Linked DNA regions of Homo sapiens: region 2 is linked to region 1. The links are chromatin contacts, found by Hi-C or POLR2A ChIA-PET in ENCODE. All regions are on one chromosome and are shown on one strand. The core of a region is the stretch at or near the end of the contact, and the rest is flanking DNA. Distances in the headings are between cores, read along the strand shown. Region 1 has its middle 340 kb from the start of MIR5702. Region 2 has its middle 310 kb from the start of MIR5702.

Region 1 (2,594 bases), core at 32-2,531:
AGGAAACCCCTTAACCTACTTATGTATTGTTTAAAGAGGATTAAAAAGTGCTTTGTATTTTTTACCTTCTTAAAATTATTTATTTTATATCAATATAGATGTTAAAAACAATTACACACTGATCATATGAACATAAGTATTTTGTTCTTAATATTTTTTTCCACCAGAAGAAACTGAATTATCCATTTGTTACTGAAAAAAATGAGCAGTTTTTAAAAGAGGCAAAATTAATATTTTATTAAATGGGAAAATTTCTGTATACAATGCACTTTGTTGAGATGAATAGAATTATACATTATTGCTGGCAAAGAAAAGATCAAGATGATGTTATGTAAATTTACATTAGTACTTAACAGTTGCTATAGAATCATGAATCCAACAGACTTATTTGTGTTTATTAGTGACTTTAAATTAGATTCTTCAGTTTTTGTTGAAAGGCATAGTCCAAGTATTGCAGATTAATGGGTGCCCTGAACCTAGAATTCCATGTTTCTTCTTCCTTATCTCTCATGTGGAAGGACAGAGGAGACCAGGTATCTCCAAGAATTGTCTGTTTTTTTAATCCCTATCCCAAAAACATGTTTTCTAATGAAAGGACAGGAATGGTGCATAGAACTTTTAGGGAAGTGGGCCAAAGAAGGCTGAAAATTAGTGAACAGTCATGATGTGGGGCTGAGCACTCTACCTGTGTGAGCTCTCCTTGCCCCCTGAGCTCCTCTGGGTCCCTGAGTCCAGCCACTTTCATTGGATGGCACTCAGCTACTGCCACGGGGCACGCTAGCAGAGCACCAGCTAGCGGCGACTGGTGACCTGGCTTCTTGGAGCCTTCACTGGAAAATAAACTGAGCACACAATGGGCAATCTTTTGAATTCCATTCCAAAGAATTATATTTACAGAGCTGAGGTAGAGTACTCAACAGGGTGGGGCTGAAGAGCCCTGAATTAGCCACATCGATCCACGCAAGTGATGGCTATGTTCCCCACTGAAGAGGAAAGCCTTACAGAGTGAAGGGCTTTATCTTCTATTTAAAAACTCTATGGGCAAATTCATCAGGCTATCTGACAGGTAAATTAAGCAGGGTTGCAGCTTCCAGGGAGCCCAACTCATATTCCAACCAGGCAGCAACAAATCATAGCCAGTTCCATCCACTGGGCTTCCCCTTCAGGAGCTTAACAGGCTCAAAAACCAGCCTCAGAATTTGTGCCTCTCAGTCTGCCTTGCCATCCCAGCCAACTCTCTGAGAGTCACCAACAGGTGCTGTCACTTCTCCTGGATGTGGAGGCTATTCCTGGAACAGGCAGGCTTTTCTTCTTGCACAACCCACCCCAAGGGTAATTCATTCATTCCCAGGGCTTGGGGGAAGCTGTGGTGCTTATGAGGCAAAGCTTGGTCACTGTGGACCATGACAGTGAAGTAAGTGAATTCCTTTCAGGGACAGAGAGAACCAATACTTTCCACCCACTTTCACTATAATTGGAGAGAAAAACAACCCCAGCCAAGGGGTGGGGGGGAAGAAAAGAACTACAGAGGTCACCTTCCCGAAGAGAGATACTCTGTTGGCTGCAGGAGAGGAATTAAATAAATAAATTCTATGTCAGTTATTTGTTAAACATGCAGTGGATTACATTGCCTGAGATGCAGTGGTGAATAATACACTTGTGGCCTTGTCCACAAGGAATAAAATCCTCATGCCCCATTTGTACATTTTTAATGTCCCAATATATAATTAGATTGCTAATTAAAGGCAATGTCCTGGTCACTGCAGATAAATAAACAAAAATGACGTATATTTTTTCCCAGACCTTCATCCCTTCATGGCTATAGCTTCTCTAGTGCTTTTCATGAGCTCAGCCCTGCAGACAACACTGCCAACTAATTTTAGCCTTTTTCAGACTATCAGTGATATATTATTGGGCTGATTTCACAGGTGAGGGGATCAATGCTCAGTATCTTTTATCCATTCCTTCTTTCCCTCAACTGATATTGAGTGTCTACTATGTGCCAGGTACTGTTCTGGGGTCTTGCCCTAGAGGTCTGGGGGCCTGCAAAGTCCCTCACCCCTAGGCAATGCCTCTCTTCACAGAAGTTCTTTCCTCCTTGTAGATCTGCCCCACTCCATGCTGGATATGTAGGCTGAGGCTAGACGGAGGTTCACAGAGCAGGACTCATCACCACACTGAACCCTGTTTCTATGGTGGCAAATGCTATCATGGCTTTGGGTTCCCATTTGAGGAGCAGGACTTTGATGTGATTCTTTCGGCCCTCCCTTTGCTCTGAGGAGCCTGACACATTGTCTTGATAACCTGCTGGATGTTCCACTGGTGCTTAAACTGAGGTGCTGTCTGGCTCTTGCCAATCCTTGCAGGGGCTTGATAGCTGTCCTCTCACCCTTCAGCTCCGTATCAGGACCCATCCACCCTTCCCCAACTTCCTGGATGGCCTTCTCACAGAAGGGTCCTGTGTGTGGTCCCCCCAGACTCCTACTCGTAAACAAATGTACAGAAACCTAGGTTTCATTCCTGACTCCTCCCTCTCCTGCATCCCATATGCAGTCCACAAAAACTACTGCTTATTTCATCCTCAAAATGGCCCT
Region 2 (2,594 bases), core at 38-2,537, 33 kb before region 1:
CCTGTATTTCAGAGCAATTAAGGAGACTTTAAACATAAGTGAGGATAGAATGACCAAGAAAAACTCAAGTGCATTCCAAGGCCCATGGTGTCATGCATGCTTGGGAAGGCCAATATCCTTGTGCATTTGTTCACTTATTTAGTGGAAGGTCCACTAGAATATGGGCAAAAGGAGTCACTTGGTAGACAGGAAACTTTTTATTAAGAGATACCTATGATGAAGCTACTTTATAAAAAGTCAGAATTATTTCTTGTATGAAATACTTATATCACTTTTAATAACACATAATGATCCTTATGATAATATAAACAGAAGTGAAATCTGAATGGGAACAAAATTTTATTTTCCTTCCCTCATTGAAAAGCCTCCCACTTTGTAGCTACTTCTTTTAGGGTTGTTACAGAATGATACACAGCCTATCTCTGTCACCCGGTATGTGGAATTCTTAGAATGAAAACCTGTGTAAGTACCAGAGCTCAAATACTTAACAGAATAATTACAGTGTAACCAGTGTTTCCACTTCCTTATATGTTATATTTTCATCAGCATTCTTAATAAAATGACAATTGAAGAAGCTGACTGAAAAGCCACTATCTTTGAGAACTCCTGGTCTTGAATTCCCTCGTGTTTCTGACATTTATAACGTTGCTTGCAGGACACTTTCATCCACTGTACTAGTTTGCATCTGTAGAGTGTATTTAGCTTCATAAAGCTCTTTTATATGCATCATATGATTTTGCATTTGTGGACTACTTTAGTGTTTATGAAGCACAGTCACCTAAATGGTATCATTTGAGTTTCACAACAATCTTGGTGTATTCATGAGGGGCCAACTGGAAATCGGCAATTTTAAAATATCCCCAGGTTGCAAAGGTAAGAGGGAAGAGGTAACCTGCTCTTGTAATGAAGCCACATTAGAAACCTGGGCTTCTCATTCCTTTTCCTGCAGGAAACCACCAACCAGTACAAAAAACCTTTGCAGATTTATGCAAAGAGGGAATGATGCACAGAATCTCGAACAGAATTTATGACAAAATTTCCACAAGCTGGGTGCAGCCCTAAGCGTAAGTCAGGGTAGGAGTGTCGCCCTTTTCCACGTTAAATCATTCCAGCTATATGAAGCACATTAAGATGACAACTGCAGGACACGGCCTTGATTTAGAACTGAGCCACACACCTGTTCATCTAAATATAAACAAATTTGTAACCTGAGCTCATGGCAGTCACTTGATGGTGAGCAAGTGAAAGCTGGGGCTGGTGCCTGCCTGCAGCCTGGCTCTGGGCTCACAAATGCACAAGGGCCAAGGAAGCACCCTGCCAACAGGATATTTGGCATTGTGTCTGGTGGTCACAGTGATCTTCTATCTCACCAGAGAGATTATAATTATTATCCTTCTTATCCGTATTGTTATTTTTAAGTGTGCTTAGTTTGCTCTTGTGGCTCCTCTTGTACCCAGCTTGTTGAATGTTCCAGGCCTTCTTGGTTCATATATGTGCAAGTTGCCTGAGTTGCTGTGTTTAAAGAAAGCGTTCTCTCAGGGAACTTGTTTGCTGGGCTCCAAAACACTGAATTAAATCTTACTGTCTATGTGAAGGCAATATTCTTTCAGGTTATAAAGTCCTTGATTATTCAAAGTAGGTAACTATTTCTTGATACTATCTATCATGCCTCTTTCTGTTGTTGCTCCAAGGGAAAGAGACCATGCTGAGTCCCTTGGAAAAGTTGCACATTATCCTTTACGGGTGGGATACTACAGAGGCAATGCAGATGACAGTAATCCAGTGGCAGGCATGTCACTGTGCATGTGGTAGAACTGGACAGAACTGGGACACTTGATTGGTCTGATTGGCCAAAGCATATGATTATCAGCATGTTCTGAAAGCATTATTTCTAGATGCAAAAAACCAGCAGATAAGTTTCTTAATTCTCTTTGAAAATAACTATGAATCTGTAATGCAATCCCAAAAGATTTGCATGTTGAAAATTTTAAACACACAGAAAAGCACCAAAGAAATTTAAAAAGTGTTTCCATTTTTTGGTTTACTTATATGCCCCCCACCCATACCTTGTAATTTTGTGAATTTCACCAAAATATCTTCTAATATGAATAAATGTCTTTGAATTCTTGTGATAAACCTTGAGTATGGTAAAATAGACGTATTTCGATATAAATGGAGATGTAGAGATCGATGTATAAATGTAGATAGGTCTAGCAGTAGTGACCATAGAGGTGTGTAGATCAGTTCTTCCATTGAGAGTTCAGGCTACAATGAGTAGCTGGCAGACACCCTCACCTGCCACCAATTTGGATTCTTCTTATTCACTCAGTGGCCACGCTGTCACTGGTCTGCTCTCAGCCAATGTCCAAGTGTGGCAGGAGTGTGGGCTGTTTTTGTCCCATCCTCCACCAAAAGAGTGAATCAAAACAAAATTGCAGCCCAGGGGAATGGTAAAGCTTAATGCTACCATTGAAAGCCTGGAAGATGCAAGGGTGGTGGTCCCCATTATATTCCCACTTCATTCACAGTCCGGCCCTTGCAGAAGCTAAATGGACCCTAAAGAATGGCTACAGATAAGGTCAGCCAAGTATCCC

The links. A loop is a pair of places that touch in the nucleus more often than their neighbours do. ChIA-PET counts read pairs that join two places held with the same protein, here RNA polymerase II (POLR2A). Pooled maps may share reads with other maps.
Region 2: a map of gastrocnemius medialis shows a loop between it and region 1 (8-fold over the local background). The contact joins two enhancer-like sites. A Hi-C loop is called at or near these places in 2 of 168 maps with a recorded cell type or tissue (CD8-positive, alpha-beta T cell and gastrocnemius medialis) and 1 of 50 pooled maps. POLR2A ChIA-PET finds 5 or more read pairs at or near these places in 4 of 52 experiments (B cell, BJ, GM12878 and 1 more).

Annotation. Positions count from the first base shown.
Region 1 is chr2:226,318,963-226,321,556 of GRCh38, reverse strand. No RefSeq gene overlaps it. Among named protein-coding and RNA genes, the nearest start is that of MIR5702, 340 kb to the left of the region's middle. Within about 2 kb of position 1,281, at least 3 of the 41 ENCODE cell types and tissues checked have a DNase peak (open chromatin) inside an H3K27ac peak, as active enhancers do; they include gastrocnemius medialis, where a contact is called at or near this core.
Region 2 is chr2:226,352,009-226,354,602 of GRCh38, reverse strand. No RefSeq gene overlaps it. Among named protein-coding and RNA genes, the nearest start is that of MIR5702, 310 kb to the left of the region's middle. Within about 2 kb of position 1,287, at least 2 of the 41 ENCODE cell types and tissues checked have a DNase peak (open chromatin) inside an H3K27ac peak, as active enhancers do; they include gastrocnemius medialis, where a contact is called at or near this core.